2 separate regions of the Mus musculus genome follow, and region 1 is linked to region 2. A link is a loop called in an ENCODE intact Hi-C map of the cell type or tissue named here. Cell type or tissue: gastrocnemius. All regions are shown on one strand. Each heading gives the region's core, and the rest is flanking DNA. Links, peaks and the distances in the headings are about the cores only. Region 1 overlaps Kat2b (K(lysine) acetyltransferase 2B). Region 2 overlaps Rab5a (RAB5A, member RAS oncogene family).

The links. Peaks named below come from ENCODE experiments on the same cell type or tissue, not always from the same donor. Only the 100,000 strongest peaks of a DNase experiment are listed, where the experiment ranks them.
Region 1: it touches region 2 in a loop (2.5-fold over the local background); 2 of 42 quality-filtered maps call a loop at or near these places.

The regions. Positions count from the first base shown.
Region 1 is chr17:53,650,335-53,665,863 of GRCm38, forward strand. It overlaps Kat2b (K(lysine) acetyltransferase 2B), which reads left to right. Exons shown (of 18, transcript NM_020005.4): 10 at 2,688-2,896; 11 at 4,105-4,231; 12 at 8,984-9,094; 13 at 9,695-9,838; 14 at 13,201-13,315; 15 at 15,072-15,108; 16 at 15,319-15,382; 17 at 15,489-15,529. Among named protein-coding and RNA genes, the nearest start is that of Sgo1, 31 kb to the right of the region's middle. In gastrocnemius, for the core only: a CTCF peak has its summit at 7,222 (motif pointing right); DNase peaks (open chromatin) are centred at 7,266 and 9,617.
Region 2 is chr17:53,495,495-53,511,023 of GRCm38, forward strand. It overlaps Rab5a (RAB5A, member RAS oncogene family), which reads left to right. Exons shown (of 6, transcript NM_025887.4): 3 at 2,033-2,184; 4 at 2,894-3,016; 5 at 4,882-4,975; 6 at 10,820-12,184. The coding sequence ends at 10,935. Pp2d1 (protein phosphatase 2C-like domain containing 1) reads right to left here. Exons shown (of 3, transcript NM_173449.3): 3 at 11,966-13,104. The coding sequence ends at 12,338. Among named protein-coding and RNA genes, the nearest start is that of Rab5a, 24 kb to the left of the region's middle. In gastrocnemius, for the core only: no CTCF peak of the experiment used is centred there; a DNase peak (open chromatin) is centred at 8,742.

The DNA of each region.
Region 1 (15,529 bases), core at 6,648-11,647, 160 kb after region 2:
TAAACAACTTCTATCTTTTTGGTGTGGCTTTGCTAGATTAAATCAGTAAGTTTCATACTGCTCTGTTTTTGTGACTCTTTTATTAATGTCAAAGATCATTTGGAGGATTGAGTGTTGCAACAGAACCATCTCATAAAATTCATTCCTTCTGGACTGACTATCCAGTCTGTGGGGACCTAAAGCTGACCTTCTGTGTATTGGCTTTAGGGGTTTCGTAACTTCATACATGAGCCAGAGCTTGGCCTGCTCAGATGAAAAGTGGGGAGGCAGTCTCCCATTTCACAATCTGTTGCTGTAGTTAATAGTGTATCAGCATGCCCAAGAAAGCTGCTACAGTTTTAGACATTTTTGTAAGCTAGTTTTTAAATATCTTGGTCACTTGAAATATCTACCACAGTGATACCCAGTCACCTAGACAACTAGCCAGAGACCTCAAAGCTAGTGCTATAGTTAGGATTTTTCTTCCCAGCAGAGCTGTTTGTCAAAGATTTCCTTGCCCAGCATGAGGTGGATTAAAGCATGGGGTGCTGGCTCTAGGCCATGTAGCCTGCTGTGAGTTTTAAGTCTGGATCAATAGATACTTCTAGAAAGAAAAGTGTCTTCCCAAAAGAGGCACTAAGAATATAAATATGACTGCTGCTCTATTTCAAGAATTTGGAACCTGTTATCTTAATGGTCTTTAATTTATTATTATTATTATTATTATTTTCATTGCTTCTATGTTATTAATATGTTGTGTGAGTGACTCACTCATGCATCGAGGCTAGGGGACAACTTTCACAAGTCAGTTCTCTCCTTTAGTTGTGGATTCTGGGCCTCAAACCGAAGTCATCAGTTTTGTGCAGTGAACACTCTTACCTGATAATGCATCTTATTGGTTCTCTCTTAAAAATGAACACTGATTTATTTAATGTGCTTGTGTGTGTATGTGTTCATGCACCAGTGGAGACACCCAGGCCATGGTGTAAATATGGAGGTTAGAGGCCAGTGTGAGGGGATTCATTTTCACCTTCCGTCAGATGGGTCTTTGTCCAGGTATTGAACTTAGGTTCTCGGGTTTTGTATCAAGCACCCTACCTGCTGTGCCACCTGACTGCTCCCCCAATTCAAAAATTTTTATATTTATTTTTATTTATTTATGGCATATATCTGAGTACATGCCATGTATGTGTGGCTGCCCATAGAAGCCAGAAAGGGGCACTGGGTCCCCTGGAGCTGGAGTTGCAGGCGGTTGTGAGCCTCCCAATATGGGGGCTTGAAACCAAGCCTGCGTTCCCTGTAGACCAGCAGGCACTGTGAACTGCTGATCTTTTCCTCAAGCTCCGCTACCCTCCTTAGAGTTGGAAGATCATGCTCCGTATTCTATACTAGTGTGTCTGTGTCTGCTTATAGGCTACAGTAGCAACTGAATAGGAGAGAGGGGGTACACATGATTAAAAATATCTTATTTTATTGTTTAAATTACCTGTACATGTATATCTGTGTGGAATTATGTACATGTGCCCAAGGAGGCCAGAGGAGGGTGTCAGACTCTCAGGACTGGAGTTACAGGCAGTTGTGAGCCACCAAGTGTGTGTATTTTGTAGGACCCACACTTGGGTCCTCTCAAAGAGCAGTGCATGCTCTTAACCAAGGAGCCAGCTTTCTAACACCGCCCTAAAATATTGTCTTAAAGATAACTTTTGCGTTGATACATATGTTCACATGAGCATGGCAGGACATCGGTGCCCATGCATGGCAGATTCTCTCTCAAAACAAAAACAAACAAACAAACAAACCAAAACCCCACATAACTTGTTTGTTGATTAGTCTCAGTAGTCAGCTTGCACTACTGCTGGCCACCAGATCCACTTGAAATCCTAGGCTCTGGGGATCTGCACTCTGGTCCTCAAGTTATGCAGCAAGTGCTTTAGTTGGTGTGCTATCTCCTCAGCTCTTCTAAAATATTTTCTACAGGTTCTCTTACAAAACGATTTTCCTAATCAGAAGTGATATATATATTTCCTGTCCCTGGGCAAGCTGAGGTAGGAAGATTTTAGTTCAAGGCCAGCTTATACTACAGAGCAAGACCCTGTCTCAGAACAACAACCAAAAGTTTTCTGATGCCTAACCCATATAAAATATAATGCACATGCACTTATTAACTTTTCATAATGCTAATTTATCTACTTAATTCATCCACTTACTTTTGTGTGCGTGGTTTCCCATGCCTGTGTGTGCATCAGGGCCAGAAGAGGGTATTCAGTATCTTCCCCTACAACTTTCCTTCAAGCCTTTTGAGACGGGGCCTCAACCTAGGGCTTCAGCTTATTTTCTTGGTTAGGTTGGAAGCCAGCAAGCCCTAGTGACCCTTCTGTCTATGCCTTCATTGGAGCTGGGGTTACAAGTGTGCAAAAGGATGCTCGTGGCTTGTTCTATGGATACTGGGATTCCAAACTCCAGTCTGTCTGATTATATAGTAAACTTTTTTAACTGCTGATTCACCTATCTAACCTACTTAATTCACATTTCTATTTTGTCTTCATAACTTGTGGGATGTGGATGCACAGGGGCTCTTGTGCATATGTGTTTAAGACCCAGAAATTCACATCAGAGTCTTATCAGAACATGGAAAGAGTTCATATTATCCAGTCCACCACTTTCAAAGAAAAGCCCTTTGTAATCTATTCTTGTCTTCTGGATCCCAGACCAATTTTCTGTCAGCCCATTCGGCCAGAGATGAGGCGGCACGGCTGGAAGAACGCAGGGGTGTCATTGAATTCCACGTGGTGGGCAACTCCCTGAACCAGAAACCAAACAAGAAGATCCTGATGTGGCTCGTGGGCCTCCAGAATGTGTTTTCCCACCAGCTGCCCAGAATGCCCAAAGAGTACATCACACGGCTCGTCTTTGACCCGTAAGTTCAACTCATTCTTCCTTAGTTCCTCTCCAGTCCAAGGACGAACTGTTTATTTAGACAGTGACATTCAGCCCTTGGAATATAGCTGCCTTCTGTCCTACTGTTGATAGAGAGCCATACTGATATAACTTTCGGGTCAAAATCACTAAGATTAATCTATCAACACTTTTTACATTCTTATTAATAGACTGAAATTTTATAGCCACGAGAGCATAGAAATCCTAGGGTGTCTTACTTCATAGCCCATACATTCTTGGCTTTGTTATATTAACTAGGTACCACTGTAGACCAAGTACCCATAGGTAAGGTTGCACCAAAGTTGTGTTGGATCTTCAGGAGAAGTACAGAGGACAGCACCATATCTGCTATGCCATATACTCTGTAAACCTTGGGAAAACCATTGGGATTTTGGATATGTTAACCTACAAAATCTATGGGTTTAAGGAAAAACAAAACAAAACAACCAAGGATGAGGATGTAGTTCATCGGTAGAGGGCTCACCTAGCATAAACAAAGCCCTAGGTTCAATGCACAATTCTATCAATCAATCAATCAATCAATCAATCAATCAATCAGTCAGTCTGCAAAAAGCATGTATCCTGACAGTAGCAGATGGCAGACAGAGGTTTGAAAGTAAATCTGTGTTTATTGTTAATTTATATATAACAGACCCAACAAACCCAACAACAAGTAAGCAGATGTCTCCAATTGGCTGTATTTTGACCTAGTTAGCGAGACAGCCTATGTGAAATGTGCTCTGTGCACGTGGCAAGTCAGAGTGAGTCAGTCAGGTGAGATTCCACACATGGGGGCTTGACAGTTCCTACATGTGGATGTTATGTTCTTTGATGTAACGTCACTGTCTGTGTAAGTGTGAACTCTTCAGAAATGCAGGCCATCCTTGTGTACAGCTTTGAGCTCTCCCTCCAACCCCTATAGCCCGCTGGACATTGGGCATGCCAGTTTCAGAACCCTTCTAAGCACACACTTATGGGCTCAGGCTCTTCTCAGGGAATACTTTCTTTGCTTTGGTGGGAGCTTTGATGAAGTAGGCTTGCCCTGTAGAGTCCAGGGAAATGGCTGCCTAGCATCTAGATGAAAGAACTTACAACCCATCCCCTTCCAAGCAGGAAGCATCTCCACAAGTGTTTTACGTAACCAAACAAGATAAAACTCTGATTGAACATTATTTTATTTATTTTTAGGAAACACAAAACCCTTGCTTTAATTAAAGATGGCCGTGTCATTGGTGGTATCTGTTTCCGGATGTTTCCATCCCAGGGATTCACAGAGATTGTTTTCTGTGCAGTAACCTCAAATGAACAAGTCAAGGTAAGAGCTGCCCAGGACCTTGGCAGGGAAGCAGGGGTAGGGCTTCTTGCTGCTGCAGAGGAGCATGGGAGTTCCCTCTAGGCTCGGCTCAGAGAAGGCTCAGGATGTGAAGTTCAGGCCTTCCTTCGAAGTTCTCTCCCTGTGTGTATGTGGGCATAGTTCATCAGACTGAATATTTTTAGTAGGGTTGCACAGAGGCTTTGTCTAAGCAGAGCTTGTATCCTGACAGTAGCAGATGGCAGGCAAATCTGTGTTTATTGTTAATTTATATGTAACAGACACAGACAATCAGATGGGACACACACACACACACACACACACACATACACACACACGCACAGAGTATTTAGTTATCTCACACACTTCAACAAGATTCTCATGACCTTGTCTATAAAGAGAAACGAATATTAAGGAAATCCCAAAAGGAGTTGGGTGTGATGGCCCACACACATTTAATCCCAGTGCATAGGAAGGAGAGGTAGGTAGATCTCTGTGAGTTTGAGGCCAGCCTGGTTTACCTATTAAGTCCAGGATAGCCCAGAAGGCCCTGTCTAAAATAGAAACAGACGGAAAGAAGAAGAGTATTTACGTGGACTTGGCTCTGTGCATGCTAAGTTAGCACTTTGCCACACATAGCTGTAACCCTGTTGTTCCTGCATTAGGTTTTGATTTTGCTGAAGTCCTCCTCTGTCCCTCCCATGTTGTCTCTGGCACGGGTCCTCTGTTCCTTTGGCGCTAAGGCTGTGCTTTCTTAGGGTTGCCTGGAATAACCTAGATGTGCTGGGTACAAAGAGCACTTCTCTACACTCTGTCGTATTCTACTCTGTTTTTCTGAGGACACTGTTTCCGTCTTAGAAGGTTTTGCTTTTGGCATTCAACAGACCTTCCTAAAGCTGCCCCTTAATACCATTCTCATGCTGTTGGTGACCCCCACACAGAAAATTATTTTTGCTACTACTTCATAGTTGTAATTTTGCTAGCTATAAATTGTAATATAAATGTAGGATATTTGATATCTGACCCCAAAGGGGTTAAGACCCACAGGTTGCAGACAGATACAAAAGAGTATGAAGAAACTGTGTGTGAGAAGGGGCCGTGAACAGCTTAGGAGTCAGGAGCACTACAAACAAAGTTGTTGTAAGGTCTGAGGCAAGTTGTTCAACAGTAGCGTGTGGAAGCTGCACACACAATCCATCACTGCACTTAGTCTACGCTTTCTAGAAAATCTATTTCAAAACAGCAAGTGCAGGCAGGAGAGGCCATTTTTTTCAAATATGTTTCATTTAAGGTAAAATTCAGTATCATGAGGAATCGTCAACAGCATCTGCATTCTCTGTACTAAGCCTTTGAAACCGCTGTGTGGTTTAGACTCCCAGCCTGTCCCACCCAGTTTGGACTGGCCACATTCATGTACTCAGTGAGCACAAGAGGCTGGTGGCTTCTGTCCTGGGCAGTGCAGGGCGAAGGAGTCTATTAGTTCTTTCAGAGTCAAAGAAGGACTGCCATTTACAAAGACTAAAAATAAGTCACTGGAAGACGCATTTTCTGTTCCAAGTGTGGTTAGGTTTGCATGTCCCTCCCATGTTCACTGCCCAACACCCCTTCCCCTGCTTCCCTCCCCTTTAAAGACAAAAAGTCTCCTGGAATTGATGGTGGTCTCATATTTGCTATATAGTGGCCCTGAGCTCCTGATCCTATTGCCTATTTTCTCTCTCCCTCTCCTCTCCTCCACCTCCTCTCTTTATTGCAGTGTGGAAGGAAGAAGGAGGCCAAACATTACAGACTCAGTAGGAATAACAAGGGGGAAAATATTTGTTTTTGTTTGTTTGTTTGGCTTTTGGCCTTTTTTTTTTTTTTTAACTAGTGAAGGAATGTGGGTGAAGGGTTACTTAGACGAGCAGAAATGACTCAAAGACAGCTTATCAGCCAAGGCCCACCCCAGTGTGAGTGAGAGCCCCCCCAAAGCTGGGCACCTGGAGCACACTGCACAGCCTGCAGGCAGCTGGAGCAGCTGGAGAGTGTCTTTCCAGATGCTTACAGTGGGCTGAGGGATCTCTCAGGAGACTTGATTGCTTATATACACGTGTGAGGAGTGGACACGCCCTGATGGTGGGAGGTCCTGAGCAAGTGGTTGCTGTTGCTACAACCGGCCATGTCAAGGACCCTAGCCTCGACTCATGGGGAAAAGTCAGAAGCTACACTCCTCTCCCACAGAGCGAGGCTTATAAAGATGGCTGGTTCTCTTGCAGAGTTTAATAGTGTGGGCAGAAGATGTCCACCATAGTTTTCCTCCCTTCACCCAGTGCTTCTGAAACCCTTTTGGGGAACAGAAGTCACACCACCCTTTCATAGGGCCTCCTAAGTCCATCAGAAAACAGTTATTTATATTCTGATTTATCACAATAGCGAAGTTACAGTTATGGAGTAGCAATGAAAATTATTCTACAGTTGTGGGTCATCCCAACATTAGGAACTGTATTAAAGGGTCCCACCATTAGGAAGGTTGAGAACCATTGCCATGATATTTACAGCCTGAAAACTGCTCTCTTGCAGAGTCGGTTCCTAGGAGACTAGTAAACTGTCTCCTTGTTCAGTTGTATGAAACAGTTCAGCCTCCTCCTTCCCCCGTGATCAACTCTGCATAATAAACATGCTGAAATTTTGTGTGTTTTGGGGCGCGGTCATGCTGTGGTTTCTGTTTCTCTGTTGGATCACGCAGATCCTGATCTGTGTGTACGCCCATCCATTGCTCATTCTTGGTCTTCCTGAAGCAATTCTCTAGGTATTCTGGAAATTAAACACAGGTACGGTGGAAGAACAACCAGTGCTTTTAACTGCTGAGCCATCTCTCTCGCCCCAGCAACTTGACACACTCTTTTTAAATGCCTAACTTAATCATTTCTATCTCTTTTCCTTTTACACATGACAAATAATACACTGTTCTCAATACATGCTGTATAACAGAAATCCGAGTTTCACATAAAATTCTTTTTCTAAGTCAAGTGTGGTGGCATACACCTTTGATCCCAGCAGAGGGAGGCAGAGAGGCAGAGAGGCAGAGGCAGAGAGGCAGAGATAGGCAGAGATAGGCAGAGAGGCAGAGAGGCAGAGAGGCAGAGAGGCAGAGAGGCAAAGAGAGAGGCAGAGAGAGAGGCAGAGAGGCAGAGAGGCAGAGGCAGAGAGGCAGAGAGGCAGAGAGAGAGGCAGAGAGGCAGAGAGGCAGAGGCAGGTGGATCTCTGTAAGTTCCAGGCTAGCCTGTTTCAAAACATCCAGTAAATAAGTGAACAAATGAGATAAAAAATTCTAGGAGTCATATTGCAAAGTAAAATAAAAACAGGTAAAAATGTTTATACTTTTTATTTAACCCAATCTGTCCAAAATATTGCCATGTGAACACGAAGTATAAAATGTATATTCACACATATCTTGCTGATGGACATTTTGTGTTCCTAGCACCGTCCAGCTAGCACTAGTAAGCTGCCATACTGAAGTTCCGTTTATAATTGTGTTTTCTCTCTTCCCTGTGTCACCAGGAATTCTTCCATGAGATACATTTCACTTGTTTTTTCTATTCACATTATATCCGAACTCACAGTGTCTTGGTATTGTGGTATGTGTATAAGGAAAAATGTCCTTGGCTGACACGACTGGAAGAACACTCTCCAAAAAAGGGAGGTGTCGCTGCTGACTTTTATGGGACAGAGCACCCCACCTGATAGTAGCCAGGCATAGTGGAGAAGGAGTGCTGTGATTGCTAAAGGGTCCCCACTCATGATACTGGTTGATTTGAGGCTTGGGCAGTGGAAGTAAACAGGAGTGAGGGTTAGCTCTTGTATTGTGTGCTGTGATTCTGTGTGGTTTTGTCTGTCTTTTGTGGTGGTCACTGATCTCTGGATACACGGCCGTCGCCACTATAGTTTTCACTTTTCAAATTAATATTTTAATCTTAAAAATACTTCATTAATTCTTTGAGAATTTCATACATTTGTACAACCCCTTGCCCCAACTCTCATTTTTAAAAATTTGAGACAGGGTTTTTATCTATAGCCTTATTTACCAAATCTAGACCCTCCCAGCCCAGCATTTTCAGTCCCAGCTCCTTAGGTGCACACCGGAACACTGGGCCTGTTTTCATACATTAACCCAGTCATTTATTCAACATTGTTCACCGTCTTTTTGTTTCCACTGTTTTTTTGCTGACTCAGATTCTGGGTTTCTTAGGTTTTTCTTGGTCTGATAAACCAAGCTGGAAGTCCTGTGTCTGTGATGCAGTTGCTAGAAGGGTTGTTGGTGCCTGGAACAGGTAAATGCTTAGCTCAGCATACACAGTACCCAGTGAAGATCTGCATGGCTCATTTACATACCTCAGATATGCTAATGAGATCAGCACCATTCATCTGCCTCCCTCCTTTCATCTCAGCTTCTCAAATACTTTCAAGATTAAACTCACCATCAGCATTCACTCTGCAAACATTTGGCAGCAAGAAGGATTTTAGGACTGAGTTTGGAGTCTTACTGTGTTATTTTCAAAGGACCCGGAGCTAGTGTTTGCCTGTGATAATTTTGTTTTGAACCGCAGATTTTGAATGTCTTAGTTTGTGATTCCTTTTCAAAATTCAGACATGCAAGAAATAGTTCCTCGAGGAAAGACCCTGGTTGGTAAAATATTTAAAACTGCAAACTCCTGTAAGCTACCATTCTCTGTCACGTTGTTAGGAATTTCTTTTCTTGAGCATCTTTACTTCCACCAGGGCTATGGAACCCACCTGATGAACCATCTCAAAGAATACCACATAAAGCACGAGATCCTCAACTTCCTCACATATGCAGATGAGTATGCCATCGGCTATTTCAAGAAGCAGGTCGGTTCCCAACGAAGCCGTGTGCTCTCAGACTGTGTATGCATATACGTGTGTGTGTGTGTGTGTGTGTGTGTGTGTGTGTTTGTCTAGGTGCTTGCACCTGTTTCTGCACTTCTGATGGCCAAAGCCAGACATCTTTCTCTGCCGTATTGCTTTGAAACTGGGTCTTTCACTAAATCTGAATCTCTTTTAAAAATTAAAAAAAAAAAGGGAAATTGACTTAGTTTCTGGAAAATGTTCGTTTCTGATAAGGTCTGCATAGGCTTCAGGCTTGGCGGTGTGTGTGTGTGTGTGTGTGTGTGTGTGTCATTATTTCGATCTTGAATTTACATTCCTCCTGCTGGGATTCCTGATGTGCACGCTGCCACCCCCAGACACTTTTACTTTTAAATTTGCTTCCTGTTGGCACTGTTTGATTTTTGATGGTTTTGTTCATCAGGGGGCTCTCTGTGTGGCTGCTGTTCAGAGCAGGGCAACGGTGCTGGGAAGAGAGTTCCTCTGAATCCTTGGCACCAGGCTTGGCCCAGAGCCAGCCCTTAGCAGCCAGTTGTGCAGGCGTTATGCACAGCACCCTAATGAGTGATCTGATTTGCCTTGTAGGGTTTCTCCAAAGAAATCAAAATACCTAAAACCAAATATGTTGGCTACATCAAGGATTATGAAGGGGCCACTTTGATGGGATGTGAGCTGAACCCTCAGATCCCATACACAGAGTTCTCTGTCATCATTAAAAAGCAGAAGGAGGTGAGCTGCTGATTGCTGTTCTGCCCAGGCCAGCCTTGGGGTGGACTGCATTTCACCATTACACTGGGTCCACCCTAACCCCATCCTCTCCCCCGCCTTGTGTGTGTGTGTGCGCGCGCGCGCGCGCGTGCGCGCACTTGCTAAATTGTGTAAAATATAGCATGTGTATAGTACATCTTTTTTTTTTTTTTTCCTTGAGACAGGGTTTCTCTGTATATCCTTGGCTGTCCTGGAACTCACTTTGTAGACCAGGCTGGCCTTGAACTCAGAAATCCTCCTGCCTCTGCCTCCCAAGTGCTGGGATTAAAGGCGTGCGCCACCACGCCAGGTTCGTATAGTACGAGCCCATTGCAATCTAATCTCTTCACTTTCATCGCCAAAAGGATCTTCAAGGGCCATTGCTGATGCTTTGGCCTCTGGCTCACAATACCCTGTCACTCAGGTAAACGGCATTCTTTCAGGTTCTGTTCCAACGTTTCTGTAAACTTGTACAGCATCAGCCTGACTCACCTACTCGGATTTAATTATTTATCCTGCAGAGACATCTCTTCTAGTGTCTATTTCTCTCCTTTACACTTCATGATCTGAAGTCCTATAAGAACTAGTTTGTGCCAGGCAGTGGTGGCGCACACCTTTAATCCCAGCACTTGGGAGGCAGAGGCAGGCGGATTTCTCAGTTTGAGGCCAGCCTGGTCTACAGAGTGAGTTCTAGGACAGCCAGGGCTACACAGAGAAACTTGTCTTGAAAAAAACAAAACAAAACAACAAAACAAACAAACAAACAACAACAACAAAAAGAACTAGTTTGTTATCTGTGTTGATATGTCCTTCTTTAGGCTTGCAAACAAGAAATGGTAATGCTGGAGAAGGCTCCAGGTGTGAGTTTACAGTGACTAGCACCTTTTAGAAGGCAGAATGGCATACTAGAGAGTCCACAAGACTGTTCATGAAGTGAATGAACTCTGGAATAGCCAGGACCATTATCTGGGAGCTGGGATGTGGGTGACATCTGCTTCATCCAGTACTCCTTTTACTTAACCTTCTGTGTTCTTCCCTGACAAGTTACCAAAGAGGAACATCTGCCTTAAACCCATCTGCTCTCTATTAAGATCCTTAATCCCAATTCTTTTGCTTGCTAGATGTGACACATATAACAGCCCAGAAGCTTACGTAATGTCTAGTGACAGCAGTCATTCACTGAGTGTTTTATTTAAAGTGGGTCAGGCAGGTGCTGCTATTAGAAGAGCAAAACGAATTTTGTTTTGTTAGAGAATCAAAGTACTTTTGCTGCATGGTCAAAGATGTCTGCCTAGTAGGGAGTTCCAAACAGGGTAGTGGGAGAATTCTTAATGTAGCAGGCACCTCTGGCCTGCCTTCTTTAAAGAGTCACCTTCCCTCACTGCTCTTCAGTCTTAACAAGCAGGTCTAGACTTGGCAGCTCTTTGGTGCATCGGTGGCTGCTGATCGCTTGACACTAGCATTGTGCTGACAGCTGCTCGTTCTGTAATCTTCCACTAGCTACAAGGATTCATCCCCTAGTAGAATGAGAGTCCCCTGGGAGTCTGCAGATTCCCTCAGAGAATGATCTGTTCACTCTTACTGTATAGGAGAAAGCTGGAAGCACAGAGATATTTCAGATGGCTAACGTTTTTTCACTTTTTAAAAGACAAGTCTTTCTCCTCTTTTCTGTTTCCTCTTTTACTTCTCCTTTTTTTGTCTCTAGTCTTTTTTCACGCATACCATTGAATGGACCAGTGTTTGGAGTATTACCCTAGTTTTCTTTTTTCCCACACACATATACAATGTATCTTGCTCATATCCACCCTCTGCTCCTCTCTCCAGCATCACACCAATATATCATTCATATGACTCCCACCTTCATACCTTAAAAAATAACCCCCAAATCACTAACTCTAGTTAGTGCTGCTCATGCATGCACATGCATGGGGTTATCCACTGAGGCACTGACAGCCTATCAGTGGCCACACTCACAAAGAAAAGTGACTCTCCCCCCGAAGCTATCAGTTTTATTGGCTTCTCATTTAAGGGTATGGCATCTGGAATTTTTACCCTCTTCATGATACAGTTTTTAACTCTTGGGCAGGTAAGCACAACTTGGGTGAGTTCACGTGTGTACGCAGATGTACCATCTGGTGCGTATCCGGAGGCTTTCCTTTTACAACGTTACAACGTTCCTCCCGATCTGCTGGCTCTTGCATTCTTTCTGCCCTCTCTTCCAGGATGTTCTCTGAGCCTTTGGGGTTGCACAATCATATCCTTATTCTCAGTGTTTTGAACTAGATTTTTTAAAAGAGAGCTGCAACCGTACCATAATGAAATAATTATTTTCTTGTAGAGACAGGCTAAGTATCTCTGATGCAAAATGCTCGTGACCCGAGTATTTTAGAGTCTGTTTTTTTTTTTCTTATTCTTCATTCTTTCCATTGACTTACTGATGGAGCATCTTTAATGAGAAACTCCAACATCCAAACACTCTCAAATGTCAGACTCCACTTGTGGAAAGCCCCTTGAGAAACAACAGCAGGGAATAAGCTATGGATACGGAGAACTTTTCTAGTCCAGGAGTGATTAGAATCATCTGAAGGTGGAGAGAGACCTCTCCACAGGTGAGATAGATTTATAGATAGAATCTCTGTGTGCACTGGGGATAATGAACAAAGATTAGGTCAGTGTCTAGCACAGAAGATGGTGGACACAGTAGATAGGACCACGTAGAAAGAGTGGGAGAAAAGGTGCTGGGCAGGGAGGTGTATGGCTGCTTATGTGTATGCCTATGAGTAGGTTGCCGTGGAGTGTGATTCTTACATCTTAGTCCATATGTGAGACTACAAGAGGCTGGGTCTGGAGGGGCCCCTGCCAACCTCCAGCCAGCCTCCCTTCTTCCTTCTCTCTGATGGTCATTTCCCTAGTGGCAAAGGGTTGGGTGAATGTTGCTACATGAGTATGGTATAAAAGAATACTTCTTTTAAAAGATATGTTTTAACTTTTTGTATTTATGTATGTGGTGTGTGTGTGTGTGTGTTTATACCCCCCCCCCCCACTCCATGACACATGTGAAGGCCAGATAACAATTTGCTGGGGATAGCGTTCTCCTTTTACTACGTAGAATCCCAGGGATTGAACTCAAGTGTTTGGGCTTGTTAGCAGGCCTCTTTACCCCTTGTGCCACGTCACTGGCCCCAGAATTCTTCTGTTTCTTACCTGCTAATGTGTATTCAGCCTTTTTGTCTTATTAAAAACTTGTACAGCCTCAGGAGCACCATCTCTTTGGTTTACCTGACTTGTCCTGGTCTGTGGTGTGGCTTCTTTGTTCTAACCACATGTTTCCCTATGCTTTTCAGATCATTAAAAAGCTGATAGAAAGAAAACAAGCCCAGATTCGAAAAGTCTACCCTGGACTTTCGTGTTTCAAAGATGGAGTTCGGCAGATTCCTATAGAAAGCATTCCTGGAATCAGTATGTATAAGATACTTTCTAAAAAAAAAAAAAAAAAAAAAAGCAAACTTTTCTGTTGCTCCTGTGAGATATGTTTGAAACGATTTCCAGAGTGCAGTCCTTTGAAAAGCTCTCACCTGTCTCCTTTTCCATGCGTGGTGTTTGTGGTCTTTGAAGTGGGCAGCAAGCTGGTTGTGGAGGAGCTCTCGTGCAATCCCAGCATTGGGAGTCTAAGGCAGGAGGATGTAGTGTTTGAGGCTAACCAAGACAAGCGTGAGACATTATCTGGGGCCGGGGAGGGCAATAATAAAGAGTTTCTGATGTCTTTTTCTTCTTAACTCAACCCAGACAGTGTACCTTTAAAAAGAAGTTATTAATATCCATAATTTATTCAGCCTGGCACTTGCACACAATGCTTGGCAACAGGAATGTGTACTAAGTAGTGTGGAAACTCTAGATTTTCATATTTACGAATGGAGGAACTGGTCTTCAAACGGTTGTATAAATTATCAGGCAGAAGGTCAGAATGGAGCAACTCGTTCTGTTCGCCCAATCGCCTGCTGTGGACAACCTGCCTTGGTGCCACTGTGATGGACCCATAGCCTGACTTTCCTTCTTCCTCCCTCTCCAAGTGATGGAGGTCACATCAGTTGTTTCAAGTTTTTATTTTACAGTAGCTTTCTTAAGAATTCTTTTTTTTTATTCTCTAAAAGTGAACTGTATTGGGTTGAACCGTACAAAATGACTGGGGTTTGTAGATTAGAAGCTAGCAATTATCATTTGGCAATCTTATTTGGTTGGAACCTAAGTTCTTATGATGACTCAACCCCTCCCTGCCTTCGGCAGACAGACACAAAACTAAACTTTTCCAGGAAAGAGACAGGATGCCTGTCTCACTGCATCTGCCCTGCCTCAGAACTCTTTTTGCTGAAACCCAGGTCTCATGTCTCCATGTAGTCACTGTTAATGACCGAGTAATTGCCCCATTGTTGAATGCCCAGTGGTGCTAGGTATTTTTCTGTGTTTATTTTATTTGTTCACGATTTATTATTTTCCTTCTTGGTCAAATGTTTAGATATTTGGGCTTCTTTTTTTAAAAATAATTATTATTAGTATCAACTAATGTCACAAGGGCTAACCACACCTAATTTCCATAGTTCTGCTTTGTAGGTAGGTAAATCAAGGAAGGGGTAAAGGATAAGAGAAGAAGTCAAATCCAGATGCCCTAGACACCAGGTCTCTGTAAACCAGATGTGCATTGCAAGCAGCAGGAACTTGGCCAAACAAAACAAGGAGCAGAATATTGTCCTGAGCTAAAATAATAGCAGCACTTTGGTGTAGGGTAATTGAAGACATTAGACTTGCAGTTTAAATGTGTAGTACTGTTTTCTTCTCTGCCTTTCTTCTTTCTTTTGAAGAGTTGGAATTAGAAGAGTTAGTTGCCTTAGTACACACTAACTAGCTGAGACAAAAGCTCAGGGACACAGCACTTGCCTCAGTGGTGGTGTGTGGTATTAGCTTCAATACTCAGCCCTACAGAAGCAATTAATGAATCAAGAGAACAAAAGACGTTAATATAGCTGCCAGTCTGTGAAAACCTTTTATGTTGTAAGCTGTGTGAGAAAGAAAATATATGCCACTAATTGCAGTGTGTCTCCCCTAATAGACATTTATTGAGACGTGGCTGTCATGTATGATGCTTTTGATAAGTAGTAAGTATGTTATTCTCTTGACCCAAAGCAGTTCTCATTTAGTGTTTAATTTTGTTGACATATAGGAGAGACAGGCTGGAAACCAAGTGGAAAAGAGAAAAGGTAAGCAAGCTGGGTTAGAGGATGTTAATGGAAGTGTTCTTCCCCCTTCCAGCGTGTTAGAGGAAAAGGGCCAAGTGATGTTAATTGGTACACAGCAGTTGGTGGGCTTCAGTTCCTAGGCTGGGACCTACCTGTGAGGCTAAGCTGAGTGGTGAAGAGGCTGGGAGCAAGAACACTAATCCTTCCTCCTTTGCTCTCTGTTCTTTCAAGTAAAGAGCCCAAAGACCCTGAGCAGCTTTACAGCACCCTCAAGAACATCCTGCAGCAGGTGAAGGTGGGTGTATTTGTCTTTTATCTCATGCTCTTATTTTGAAGTGATTTCCCACTTGACATTCCCATATGAGATACCTTATTATCTTTATTATTTTCTTTTATTCAAGAACCATCCAAATGCTTGGCCTTTCATGGAACCAGTGAAGAG
Region 2 (15,529 bases), core at 6,294-11,293:
ATACTAAATTATAGTGATGTGGACATTATCATTCACAGAATCAGAATTCCTCAGAGCTTTGGAATGGCTCTAGGTGGTCTGCCAGTTTCATGCTTACAGATGGGATAGTTGCTGTGTTCTTTTAGAACTGACTCCAATGCTTTTTACAAGTTGTATAAATAAAAGCCATTTTTGTTTTAAACTGTTATTGTAATGGTTTAGTGCTTCTGAAAAGAACTCTAATTTGCTGATGTTATTATTGTTCTTTTGATGTATTTAATATTTATGAAGAAGGTTGGTTGCCTTTTACATTTTTTTCTTCTCTTTATTCATGTGAGTATAAGTGTGCATGTGCCACAGTAGCAAAGGACAACTTTTTCCTTCATGAGGGTTCCAATAAGGGTTGGTGGTTGTTGTTGCTGTTGTTTTGTGTCCATTGAGCCATCTTAATGACCGAGTTAAGTGGTTTTTGGTATAACTTAACTGGTTTGAAAATTGGACTGGGCTTTCATTAAGGCAGTGTAATTGACAGTTATCTCCATGGGCTTAGAATTGTTTCTAGTTATGCATACTTTATGGGGCTTTTTTCTTTTGTTTGTTTGGTTGGTTTGGTTTGGTTTGGTTTTTGTTTGGTTTTTCGAGACAGGGTTTCTCTGTGCAGCCCTGGCTGTCCTGGAACTCACTCTGTAGACCAGGCTGGCCTCAAATTCAGAAATCCGCCTGCCTCTGCCTCCCAAATGCTGGGATTACAGGCGTGTGCCACCACTGGCAGGCCTGGTGCTTTGTTTTTTGGATTTTTTTTTTTAGAGGTAGGGGTGTTGAACAGGGTATTATTCTGTAGCCCAAGCTGACCTGAAACTCCCTATATAGCCCAGGCTGGCCTCAAGTTTGTAAAAATACTTTTTGTGAATGCTGAAATAGCAGGTGCTATTCAAGCTTAGCTTTTGACTTTTTGAGATAGAATTTTATTCTGTGTCCCAAGCAATCGTGGAACTCAGTAGATTTCCAAAGCTGGCCTTGAATTCACAGCAGTCTTTCTGCCCCAGACTATACTGAATGCTGATAGTACAAGCATGGGCTGCCACAGTAGTCTAAAATGGAATATACTGTAGGATATATTCTAGTACCAAACTTAAAGTGGGAATGTGGGGAGGGTGTAGTGGAAATGGCTTGTAGAGAAACTGAGGGCTCATACATGAACCAGACTAAATTATCCACCCTTGTTAACCACTTTAAAGGCAGAGGGAAAGTGGAGCCTGAAAATGAGATGGACTAACATTTCATGTAATAGCCAACTTTATTCAGAATAACAGGTGATTTATACCTTAAGGGTCAAAAAAAAAATCACTTGAGTAACGTTCTTATGGAGTTCTTATGAGTTCAGATTCTCCTGAGATCACAAGGACAAGATGCATATGGGGAAAAAAGGGGGGAAAACTTTACAGTGGGGCATATAAACAAATAGCAATAGCCAGTTGTAATGGATTAACTAAAGTAAACTGAATCCTATCTACTACACCTGGGAGGGAAACGCTAACATAAGCCAAAAACAATTCCTTGTTTTTTAAGAAACTGAGGTCACAAGACTCTGGAGTTATCTCAAAAGCACAAGAGCATATAGCTCCATTCATGGACCATGTTCTTACGTGTTTATGTTGATGTATGGATCTGAGCCCAGGCTAGGCTCAAATTCGTGATTCTTCTGCTTCCAGTGAATAAATGCTGGGATTACAGGTTTGTATCTCCATACTGAATGTAAAGTATTCTTTAATATAGGTAGGTACTGTTTGTTGAAATTAGAATCAGAATAGGCCAAGGTTCTCATCACACAGCCTGACCAGAGATCAGTGTAGCCCACACAGTGGAGGGAAGAACCCATTCCTGTAAATTACCCTCAGACCTGTACACATATGTGGCACACAGAAGGTTTTTAAAGATTCAACGTCATCTTTGGTTATACAGTGAATTTCAGGTCAGCCTGGCCTTCATGGTTTTTTTTTTTTTTTTAAGTTGAAAAAAAGGATAAACTTACTATAGATATTTTCTTTTTCAGCTGCCTTTCTAACCCAAACTGTGTGTCTTGATGACACAACAGTAAAATTTGAAATATGGGATACAGCTGGTCAAGAACGGTATCATAGCTTAGCACCAATGTACTACCGAGGAGCACAAGCAGCCATAGTTGTGTATGATATCACAAATGAGGTGAGTATAACAAAATCTTACTACTCTAAAGCCAGTTTGAATAATCATTTTTGTTACTTACAATTTGGCTAAAGATTTTTGGGAAATTCATTTGTAGCTAGTCATAACATTTCTGCCAGAGCTTTTTTGTGAGTGAAATATAAAATGAAAGTGCCTTAAATGACATAGTACTAAAAACTACAATCTTCCCACAGGGTCACCCTAGAGTAGTGGTTCTCAACCTGTGGGGTGTAACCCCTTTGGGGATCTAACCACACTTTGACAGAGATTGCCTAAGACCATCCTGCATATCAGGGGTTTTGTTTTGTTTTGGTGGGTTTGGTTTGGTTTGGTTTTTGGTTTTTCGAGACAGGGTTTCTCTGTGTAGCCCTGGCTGTCCTGGAACTCACTCTGTAGACCAGGCTGGCCACAAACTCAGCAATTCGCCTGCCTCTGCTTTCCAAGTGCTGGAATTAAAGGCATGCGCCACCATACCTGGCTGTGTATCAGACTTTTACAGCACATTTCATAACTAACAAAATTAGTTATGAAGTAGCAGCAAAATAATTTTGTGGTTGGGGTCACCATAGTATGAGGAACTGTATTAAAGTTTTTAGCATTAGGAAGGTTGAAAACAATTGCACTAGATTCTATAAGCCTTATCTCATAGAGAATGCTTTCTAACTCTGTTTTGAGCTTATGCCAAATAGCCTTTTCTTCCTTTTAACAGGAATCCTTTGCGAGAGCAAAAAACTGGGTTAAAGAACTTCAAAGGCAAGCAAGTCCTAATATTGTGATAGCTTTGTCAGGAAACAAAGCTGACTTAGCAAATAAAAGAGCTGTTGACTTCCAGGTATGTGGAATTTTACTTTTAAATCAAAATCTTGTTTTAAAGTAATTTTAAACCTTAAAAATACAGATTTTGAAAAAACATGTAAAACCGTAACAAATAAAATATTTTTCCTAGTGGGGTCAGGGATATAGCTCAGATGATTGATAGATAGATAGAGGGAGCACTTGCCTAGAGTGTATGGGTGTTTTGGGTTCTATTCTGAGCCATTGTGTAAATCAGGCATGCATGGTAGCAAACATAATATCAGGGGAAATAGATGGAAGAGGATGAGGGTGGGGAGTAGGTAAAGACAGCCTTGGCTACATGAAACCCTGTCCCTTCCCAAAAAGAATTACATGAAAGATTACAGAAATACTGCTCTGTACCTTCCATCCCTCCACTCCAACCTGAGAAAAAGTTAATGTTCTTCCTACCTTATATACACATATACTACATATATTGCTACACAAACACACAATTACGTGTATATATGTGTGCATGCACGCAAGTCCTTAAAAGGCAATTAAAAAATAGAGACTCAGCAGGTCGTGGTGGCACATGCCTTTAATCCCAGCACTCAGGAGGCAGAGGCAGGAGGATTTCTGAGTTCCAGGACAGCCAGGGCTACACAGAGACACTCTGTCTCAGAAAAAAGCAAAAAAAAACAAAACAAAAATAGACTCAGCTACTCTTTATTTGAGACCCAGCAGTGTGACTCAGCATGTAAAGGTGCTGAGTTCTATGCCTAGAACCCAGGTGCTGGAAGGAGAGAAATGTAAATTGTCCTCTGACCTCCCTCCACATGCATGCTTACTGGCATATACCTACCCCAAACATATGTACATACATTGCATACATACATAGCATACATACAGATATATAAGTGTACTATGTATGTATGTAAAAATAATAATGCTTGAGTCAGGCATGGCAGTGTATCCCTATAGTCCCATTACTTGGGAGGCAGAGGTAGGAGGAGTATTGCCACAAGTTTTAGGCCAGCCTGATCTTAATAGACCTCCAGTCTGTATATATTTAAGGTAATTAATTCAAAATGCCTTCCACTATAAAACAGTAAATGCTACTCATATTTACAAAATTATTTATATTAAAACTATTTCTTTTGCTCACATAGCTCTAGCTGTGGCCCAATATGTAGATGAGGCTCTTTTTATGACATTGCTAGAGTGTAGATAGAGGAAGCTACTGTATCATGGTGTATTAAGCAGAGCATTTTCAGTTGTAACTTCGTTAATTCTTACGATGACCGTGTGAAGTCTGCTATCTGCTATGCTGTCCAAAACAATTACACTCCTCAGCAAAACATCTTAGAGAGCTTCAGTTTTGTTCAGAAGTGGGCCTGTGCTGTAATAGCTCAAAGGGGCCTCAGGTGTTCTAAGAGGATCAAAGGCAACAATATAGGTAAACTGGAAAGCATGACAGAAATGTAGGGCAGTTTGTAATTTTAAGGGAAATAGTTCATAATGTAGTTTAAATTTTAATGCTGTATGTCATTGAAAATTTAACATGAGGACGTAATTCATTAGTTGCCAGTGCTAAGACATTGGGTTTCCATATTTATTACAAAATCTGTATTTTTAAAAGATGTAAGTAGATGTTGCCATTGTGTTTGAAGAGGATTTAGGGTAAAATGATACACTGTCCCCCAATTATTGTGACTAGGGTTAATCTTAGATCTGATGAGTAAGGGTAGAATGTGTAAAACGTTAAGATAAAAAAGTATTCGTGGTGAATTATTCTACCCATTGTTTCTTCCTCTGCAACAGCATAGTCTCCACTTGTTAGTAATAGAAATCCAATAAGAAAATCTATAAAATAAACTGTATACAGTATATGCTTAAGGGTTGGTTTTTTTTTTTAAACAGGAAGCACAGTCCTATGCAGATGACAACAGCTTATTATTTATGGAGACATCAGCTAAGACATCAATGAATGTAAATGAAATATTTATGGCAATAGGTAAGCTTAATATCTAATGAAAAGCAATATATACTGAATGTTCCTCACCCTTCTTAAATCTTTTTTTTTCCTGATTATACTATTTTTCTAGGTCCTTTTCACTAAGCAATATCTTCTTAGGAATATTGCAAAGTCTGGTTGTGAAGCAGGATGTAGTGGCCAGCCTGAGCTAAAGACCCTTCCTCAGAGTTGGGGAAGGTTAAAAAAGAAGAGATTGATTGGAAGTTAGGAGGTCCACGCTGTCTTTTTTTTTCTTCTTCCTCCTGCTCCGCATCCTCCGTCTCCTTCCTTCCTTTCTCCTCTATTCTCCTCCTTTCTCTTTCCTCCTTCCTTTCATCCTTCTTTCTTCCACTTCCTCCTCCTTTCCTTAACTTTTTTTTCCTCTTCCAGTAGTATGAATTAAACTTAGGGCCTCCAATTTTCTAAGCCGCCGTCTATACCTTCCACTGAAGTAACCCCATTGCTAGCCCCATTAATGTCGATTTTATACTCATTCATGAATTCAGTGAGTGTTGGGTTATATAATAGAGGTGAATTAAAAGTTGATCTTACAGATAAGAGGTAGATTTTCCAAAGGTAGATTTACTGAAAAGTAACACCTCTTATTTGTAAGGAATATATTCCAAGACACTCTGGATGCCTGAGACAGTGGATCATGTTAAGCCGTCTAATTTGATGCCTTTTCTGTCCTAAGTATACATTACACACACACTCACCATAACTCACACAGGTGAAAAAGCAAAACTAGCACAGATTTTCTCTCCCATCTGGGAAAAAGATCAGACCCCTGACCTTAAAAATGGTAGGCAGGTGGTGTATTGCTGAAATTATTAAAGATTGTTTTCCTGAGGTTTTTATTGAATTTGAGTTCAAGTTTGGGCTTGGTATGTGTCAAGGCTGGATTAGAACATGGGGTTGTTGGGCCTCAGATTTCAGAGTTCTGGTTATATGGGGTTCCACCAGGTCTGACCTTTTTTTTTTTTTTTTTTTTTTTTTTTTTAGTTTTTCCAAACAGGGTTTCTGTGTGTAGTCTTGGCTGTCCTGGAACTCACTCTGTAGACCAGGCTGGCCTTGAACTCAGAAATCCGCCTGCCTCTGCCTCCCAAGTGCTGGGATTAAAGGCGTGCGCCACCATGCCCATCGAGACAGGGTCTCATACTGAGGAAGGACTTGTATTGGTGCTTAACTTAGGGTTGTTTTGTTTTGCTTTGTTTTTTCCAGAGCTGAGGACCAAACCCAGGGCCTTGTGCTTGCTAGGCAAGCGCTCTACCACTGAGCTAAATCCCCAATCCATTAACTTTACTGCTGTGAAGAGACCCCATGGCCAAGGCAACTCTCACAAGGACAACATTTAGTTGGGGCTTACAGGTTCAGAGGTTCAGTCCATTATCATCAAGATGGGAGCATGTTAGCATCCAGGCAGGCATGGTGCTGGAGGAGCTAAGAGTTCTACATCTTCATCTGAAGGCTGCTAGCAGGATACTTGGCTTCCAAGCAGCTAGGATGAGGGTCTTAAAGCCACACCCACAGTGATACACCTACTCCAACAGGGCCACAACTTCTAATAGTGCCACTCACTGGGCCAAGCATCACATTTCACTCCCAGGCCCCCATATGCTTGTTCAAACATATGAATCTATTGAGACCATACCTAAACATAACATAATGCAAAATATATTTAGTCCAACTTCAAAAGTCCCGATAGTCTATAGCAGGCTCAACAGTGTTAAAAGCTCAAAGTCTCTTCTGAGATTCATCTAATCACTTAACTGTAATCCCCAAAGCAAGACAGGAAATCAGCTGGGCAAACTCAAAACTCTGCAACTCCATGTCTGTTTCAGGGCAGTCTTCAGATTTCCAACTCCTTTTTCATCTTTGTTGATTGCAACAAACTTTTTTCTCCTGGGATGTTTCCATTCCCTTAGCAGCTTTCCTCAGTAGATAGCCCATAACTCTGGCATCTCAAACATCTTGGGGTCTCCAAGGCAACTTCAGTTTTTGCTAGTCTCCTCTTAATTTCATATAGGTTCCAGGTATGGAACTGATGTCATGAAGCTTGGTGGCATGCACCTTTACCTCCTGAATTATCCTGCTATCTCACTTTTTTTTTTTTAAAGCTCAGATATTTCAGTGAAATCTGAGCACATTGGAAATCACAAGCTCTTTCTACTCCTCATGATCTATCTACCCTTACTGCTAGAGTTACGTATTCATGTTTTTACATGGGTGGTGAGGACCCAAATTCAGAACTTAATGGTTAAACAAAAAACTCACTAACTGAACCTGGTTTGTTGTTGTTGTTGTTGTTGTTGTTGTTGTTTTTTTTTCCAGACAGGGTCTCACATATAGCCAAGGCTGGCCTGGAACTCCAAATCCTCCTGCCTCAGCCTCCCAATTACTGGAATTACAGGATGGAGCCACCATTCTAACCTGGGCTACACTATAGGCTTAAGTTTAAAACTTTTAGACTATAGAAGTAGCTCTGTGGTACAGTGTTTGTATTGTGTTCCTGAAGCCTGGATTCTATCCTCAGCTTCTAGATTTCATTTCAGATTAAACTATTTCCTTTCTATAAAGAAATACCAAGCTGGGGCTGGTGAGATGGCTCAGCGGGTAAGAGCACTGACTACTCTTCCAAAGGTCCTGAGTTCAAATCCCAGTAACTACATGGTGGCTTGCAACCACTTGTAATGAAATCTGCCGCCCTCTTCTGGTTTGTCTGAAATAAATAAATCTTTTTTTTTTTTTAAATCATAAACTTTAGAGTACAATCATGAGATGTTACATCTATAGTTGTTAGAAAGCCTATGTTTCCATTACAATCATCTACTTTAAAAAAAAAGAAAAAAGAAATACCAAGCTAAGCTGTGGTGGCACATGCCTTTAATCCCAGCACTTGATAGGTAAAAGAAGATGGGTCGGGGCTGGTGAGATGGCTCAGTGGGTAAGAGCACCCGACTGCTCTTCAGAAGGTCCAGAGTTCAAATCCCAGCAACCACATGGTGGCTCACAACCATCTGTAACGAGATCTGACTCCTTCTTCTGGAGTGTTTGAAGACAGCTACAGTGTACTTACATATAAATAAATACATAAATACATAAAAAAAAAAAAAAAAGAAGATGGGTCTTCAAGTGAGACCAGCCTGGTCTACAGAATGAATTTCAGCACAGCCAAGGTTACACACAAACACAAACATATGTGTTTGGGATTGGAGTCGTTCTTTGATAAAGTTAGTTTAGCAAATCTCATAGAAAATATGGTACAGTCCAATTAAAGAGTCCTTACTGAAGTTCATTTCCTTCCACCTCCTCATCTGAGTCAGGTGTGATTATAGAAAGTCCATAGAGGAGAAATTTATGCTCATTCCAAAACCCAACTTGGTGTTGATTATAATATGATATATAGTGCTGTTTTATTCGGTTTCCTTAGTTGTGAGTCCTGCATCCACTCTGCAACAGGGCTTCACAGCTTGAGGATACAGAACACAGAGTTTGACTGCACTCTGTGCCAAACTGGGCTTGTATTGTAGGAAAGTGCCAAAGCACTACTTGTGGTGGGAAAGAGCAGTCTGAGGTACAAGACAGCCAGAGCTAGTTGGGGGGAGGGAGTGGGGGGCCTGGTCCCAGGCAAAGCCTTCGAAGAGGCTGGGGCTCTAGACTTCCCAGGCACTTGAATACCCAGGCACATTTGGAAGTGGTGGAAGAACTGAGAACAGTGGGGTCTGGGGAGGGGGGCTGGTTTTAGCCCTGGGCTAGGGAGTGGGAGCAGGATGGGGAGCTCCGACTGGTCTCATGGGAAGAGTGCTTGTATTGACTGCAGGCTCAGGCTTTATGGTGGTCTTGGCTGGGAATGCAGAGAGGCCTTCTATGGGAGATGAGACAGCTGCTCTGTAGGCACAGGTCTTCTCTATGGCTCCCCACTGAGGATCCTGATGAGAAAAGACAGTCTGTAGTTCTGAATCATATATTGCCATGGTGGAAAGTGGATGTGTAAAACCATACCCCACTTCTCAGGGAGGGCCTGAGTTTAAATACCTTTTACAGGGAGGAGTGTTTGGGAAGGATTGGCTACACCCTCCAGGTCTCTATATACCTCATTAGCATGGAAGTCTGTCTTGAACCTATGTGACCAAAGGTCACGTCCTTTTCCTCATCTGCATGTGGAGGGGCTTGGGCTGTTTCGGGGGGTGGGGGGGCTACAGCTAGTGGCAAGGGCCTGGTGCCCAAGAGCAAGTGAAGCTCCTACCATCTCTTCAGGGTCTCAGGGGCTTCTAGCCTTAGCTCAACCAGGGACCAGGTTACCTTTCACCATCCTCTTCCCATACCTAGTACCATTGTTAATCCATTTACTGGGCATTACATGTAAATGCATCTGACTGAACATTTATCATTATTATACATTACCGAACCTTCTCTAGAGTAATTTCTAGGATGACTCAGTGGAGTCTTCCTTCCCAAGCATCAGTGCAGGTCCTGCTTCCTGAAGCTAAGATTCTAAAGATAATATTGATGAAGGGAAAGTAGGCAAAATAAAGGGCTAAAAAATGGCAAGATGGAGGTATATGGCTTAGTGATAGTTAACTTGTGTAATGTGTATGTAAGGTCCAGGATTCAGGTCGGCATTGGACATAAAACACCACTCTTGGTCGTATTGCTGCTTAGTCCTCAGGATAAAGCCATGTGTCTAGCAGGTGAACTTTAGTGGGGAGCATATTCCACATAACCAGTATTCTAGCAATATATAATATAGCAATTTATAATCCACAAAGCTGTTCATGTGTATTAAGTATTGGTATTTGTAGATCAAATCAGGGTTTGTCATAGCCCAAGAAGGAAAAGATGTTATAAGTCGTGTAATTGATTGGATTACACAATAAAGGACAAGTTTGGTTGGGTTGATTATTCTGTCAATAGAATTTGTTCACATCCTGACTTGACTTAGAATTATTTGTGATAGCCCAGAGAATGTTGCTGTAATGTGAGCTTCTTTATAAATTTTGTAGCTGGCCATGGTCTATTGGCTTGGATTTTATGTGTGTCTTGCTTGGTTTTGTTTTTCAAAATGGAAATCTTGATATGCTACTCGGGCTAGTTTTAATTAACTTCCTGGACTCAAATGATTGTTCCAACTCCTTCTCTGTACTGAATCATGGTAATTACAGTCATGCCGCACCATGTCCAGCAGCTTGTATATAATAGACAGTTAATGATTATAAAACACGCTAATTGGGGCAGGAGAGATGGATGGCTCAGCGAATAAGAGCACTGACTGCTCTTCTGAAGGTCCTGAGTTAAAATCCCAGCAACCACATGGTGGTTCACAACCATCGACAGTGAGATCCGTTGCCCTCTTCTGGTGTGTCTGAAAACTGAGTGTACTTACAACAATAAATAAATCTTTTTTAAAAAAAAAAAAACAAAAAAAAGGCTAAGTGTAGCTAAGTGGTACTAGACTTCCCTAGTGTGCACAGGACCCAATACGACATAAGAAAACTGTGATTTCTAAGGGAATTGATATAAGAATTATCTGTAGTCCTAGTTAAATTTAAGTTTAAATGGTATATCTACAATTGGCCTCTACCTACTACTTCGAAAATACTAAGAGATTAAACGCTTTTAATACAGCAAAGAGTGGGGATTATTGTTTGGGGAAGAGTATTTTTATTTTTGTGGGTTGTTTGGTGCTTTGTTTTGCTTTTTGGCATTTAGTAAGTAATAAACCTTTGAAAAGAGCCAACAGTCACATAAAACTTTGGAAATAACCCAACAGGGAGAGTATTATAAAGAAGCAGGTCTAAGTGATTTTAATATGAATAATACAATTTTATTTTGTTTATTTCTCAGCTAAAAAGCTGCCAAAGAATGAACCACAGAATCCTGGTGCAAACTCAGCCAGAGGACGAGGAGTAGACCTTACTGAGCCTGCACAGCCAGCCAGAAGCCAGTGTTGTAGTAACTGAGCTCCAGTGTGAACTTCCTGAATGGCAAAAACCATGGAGTTGGGAGCATTTAGCCGGCCCAGTGTGACTTCCAAAAAGAGACTATGGTAGAATCAAGTTTCTAATTCTGAATTATTTTGAGTGTTTTGAACTTAATTTTTAATAACATGCATGTGCTCCTCCAGCAGTAGAAAGGAAAATGAGGACTGTGTGTACACTTGTTCCATGTGAAAGTGCAGGGGAACAGCTCATCTCCAGTGGGTATGGACCCACTCTTAACCCACCCAGTCTCCAAACTGGGATAATAGTCAGGAATGACATGTTCAAAATTACTAATGTATGCTTTAGAAAACATTTTTAGAAGACTTACGCTTAACAATAAAACCCAAGCAAATGGTGTAATTTGATTTTCTTAAAAAGTCTACATTTCACATATTAATAAAGCAATCCCAACAAAACAGTCTTGCATCTCCAGAAAGAAGGAATGAATATTGATGACATCTTAATTTTATTCAGTCCCATTACTTCTTAAAATTTGATTGAAAAAATTAAGTCACATGTAACCCCATGCTGTTTTAGGAATATGAAACCGATAAATGCATTTTAATGATAGTGGTCCCTTCATATGAGCTTCTTTTAAAAAGTGGAAACAAACCAGGTATCTGCTTTCTAGTTAATCACTGTTGGCTATTCCATAGAGGTGTGTCTGGAACAGGGAGGGGGCTCTGCTTCCCTTTGGGCATAATTAGTCAGTGCACTAACAATTATGTACATTCAAACTTGATTATTTTAAATATGATCTTCAGCTGTACTGTAAATAGAGTACTGCATTGTAGTCTCCATATGTTTATTATTTCCTATAATATTTAAGAATTGCCTAAACATATACAAAATGTACAGTTACTAAAACAGCTAATTATTTCTTTCTTCCCCTATGAAAGGAAGGGGCTTTGCTGTTCTTACATGGCTAGAACCATAATAAACAATGTACTTGCAATTGTAACATAAGTATTACAATGTTATTAGTAATAATCTTGAAGCCTTGTTTTTTGAAGTCCATTTTATTTTAATCAGTATATTGCACTAATTATTTTAGGTATTTTCATTATATGAAATCTACCATGTGTCAGATGATTTAATCTATTTAAGTGTTGATCTGCTAGCAGAACTTGTACATTTTACAGTAACTCAAAACTAGTAAGGAGAACAGTTCACCGGTGTTTAGTTTTATATTGAGGTGCTCAGGTTGGAATAAAGTGATGTAAAAAGCAACACTGAGTTTTCTCTGTCTTTGACATAAAGTATACACCATAATACGCATGATATATAAGCTGCAGCTTTTGTATTTCCTTCCCGGTCTAAGGAATGGTTTTCACGGGAGTCTTTGTAGCACTGTTTGCTGTTCTAGGTCATTGGAATGTTTTTATGTCAGCCTGTGATACTCGCTCCCATTGAGAAACATTACCATAACAGTGATGCTGTCTCTGGAACCCCCTTCTATTGCAGCACTTACAAGTTCACAGCCAATGTACTCAGCTGCACCTTTGTAGAAATTCTTAATACATAGTTCTTTCTCATTTTCCTGCTTACTGTCTATAGTGGGTAAGCTGCTATTTTCTTTTGTGCTACAAGGGTCATAAGGGGTCACTTTTGGAGAAAATGTACCCTGATGAGTGTAAGCTTCAGCATATATTGAGTCAGATAGCCCTTTCGTCCCATCTGCAGTTGACATAATGTCTTCATTTTCAGGCTGGTACTGGAACAGCACTCGGATGTTACTGTCTGGTGGGGAAAGAAGGCCTATAGGTGGCCAGGGTTTGCTTTTAGGGCGAGGAACATGGGTTTCTTTATATGCATGAAACAAGGTGATTACCAGTGCAGTGACTTCCTTCTTGTCCAAAACTTGCCAAAGTCCATTAGTGGCTAAGATGAGAAACTGACATAGATCATCTATAGGGACAGAGATTGTTTGCGGTGCTGGAATAATGGACTTTTTTAGTCTGAGGTTTCCATGGAATCCAAGACCCCGGGTGGTTTTGATGTGCCCATCCAGGAGGCCATAGGGGTCATCTGAACTGATCACTGCTTCGCTGTAAAGGACTCTTCTTCTTTCTTTGGTGTTTCGTGTACTGTGTTCCTTGGTCAGGCAAAACCCTTTTCCATTTCTGCATAAGACTGCTTGCACGTTTCCTAGACAAGTGTTTTGTTGTTTAAGAGAAAGAGATCAAAAGATTAATCATCAGTTCATATTAACATATGCAACTTACTAATTCTGTTTCAATGCTAAACACAAAGTATGACATGTAAATATTTCTAGAATATGTAAGCTCAACACTGTACACATCCTAATTCAAATCTCAGTGATAACCAGTAGACTTTAAAACACTTAACAAAACAAAAACAAAAAAAAACCTACAGGTCATGAAAAATAATTTCTAAATTAATTTTTTTATGAAACTGTTTCAAAGAATGGTTTTTACTGTTTTTTAACATCTATTCAGATTTTTAAATATTCAAATAAAGGGTTTTTTTAATGTTTAAATTATGTGTATGTGCACATGAGGGTGGGTGTCTGTAGAGTCCAGAAGAGAGCATTGGATTCCCTAGAGCAGAAGTTAGTTTGCCATGACCCACCCAAATGGACGTTGGGAACTCTCTAGGGGAGCACCAAGTATTCCTAAACACTGAAACATCTTCCCAGCACCAAGTAATTAACAAACAACAACAAAATCTTTGGTGGGGTTTTGAGAGGTGACCCAGCAATAAAGAGGTCCTCTAGCAGAGTACCTGAATTCAATTACTAACATCATGTAGGTTAGCACACAATTGCTTGTAGTTTCAGGTATAAGGAGACCTGATGCCCTTGGCCTCTGTACTTGTGTGCACAGGACCACATACACATAAAAATGAGAAATCCTTAAAGGACAAAAACTGTTGGGGGCTGTTAAGAAAGTTAGTTAAAGACAGCTGCTACCAGGCCTGCTAATCTTGAGTTCCATTCTTGGGTCTCACATGGTGAAAAGAATTGTCTCCTACAAGTTGTCCTCTGACCTTCATATACAGGTATATACACACACAATCAATCAATAAATAATAAATGGATGAATAAATGAACAAAGTATGTATACATATATATATACATATGTATATTACTGGTCAAAGTTAAAACTCAAATGTATTTAGGATATGGATGATAAAATTCCACTGTTAAGTGTCCATCCTAGGTTTCCTTAATGTGTAATTAAACAGTTCTATAAGAATTCATGTTGGGGAAATAGGCAGCCACATTAAACTCTTGACAGTTGTTAACTGAAGTCTTCAGTAAGAGATGGCAGTATGGTATGACCATAGTTGAGATAAACCTGGGATATTTGCAACATTTTGCTTCATTAATGTCCTGAAGTCTAAATCTGGTCCAGACAGATTAAAAGATGCTGTTAGAAGGGGTTTGGATTTTTTTTGTTTGTTTTCCCCAAGATTTTAGAATCATCATATGTTTAAGAACAAGCAGTAGTTTTTGGTACAGCATTGTGATTCACAGCATATCTCAGGTGGCATTGGTATCTGAATACTCTGCCCCTGAAAATTAAAATTCCTACTTTAATATGCCAGTTCTAAAAGCAAAATTTGGTGGGGGCAGTGAGATGGTTCAGTGTGAAGAGACACTTGATGACCTGTTTGAGCTAGACCCCATATGGTGGAAGGAGAGAACCTGATCCCCAAAGCTGCCCTTGACTTCAACATGCATGCTGTGGCATACATGCACGTGTACCACACACTTTAAAATAAGAATATTCTGTCAGGTGGGGGTGGTGTGCCAGCACTCAAGAAGCAGAGACCTGTGAGTTCCAGGACAGTCAGGCTACACACAGTGAACCCTGTCTACAATCAAAGAATATTTAGGCCTCTAACAGTGCTATACTTGGAATCAGAATTTTGTTGCTAATGTGTTCAATTCTGTTTCTTCAACTTTTAACTTATTTTTGTTTTTCTTTTGATTAATTTTGAAATAGAGTTTCAATATGTAGCCCATGCTGACCTAAACTTGAGATCTTCCTGTGTCTGCCTCATTTCAGAAAAACTTTTTGATTTGTTTAGCAAATAAGAATCTAGGCTTAAAAGGCTGAAGTCTGTCCAACTGGTATGATTTGACAGAAAGCCTAACCTGATGTGAGATAAACAGTAGTCTTGCCTCATTAACATAATAGAATGAATGCTAATTGAGGTCCTGGGTTGCTTGCAAAATGTGACCCTGTGCTATGCAAATTATGCTCCCGCAGTCTGCACAAATTTCTATTTTCATTCTTCTTTTATCCTAACTTGTGGATCTTTTACTTTGATCTGTAGCAGGTAAGTCAGTAATTATTGAGTGGGGAGGTTTGGTTTGGTTTGGTTCGGTTCGGTTCGGTTCGGTTTGGTTTTGAGACAAACTTCATATAGCCTGAGCTGGCCTTGAACTGTCTTTGTAGTTGACAGTGTCTTAAAATTCCCAGTCCTCCTTCTATCAGGTGCTATCATGCCTTCTTTATGGGTTTTAGGAGACATTCTGAAAACTGAGCAATGTCACCAGCAAAGCAACACATTGCATTTAATGTGGCAACTGGATAAACTATTA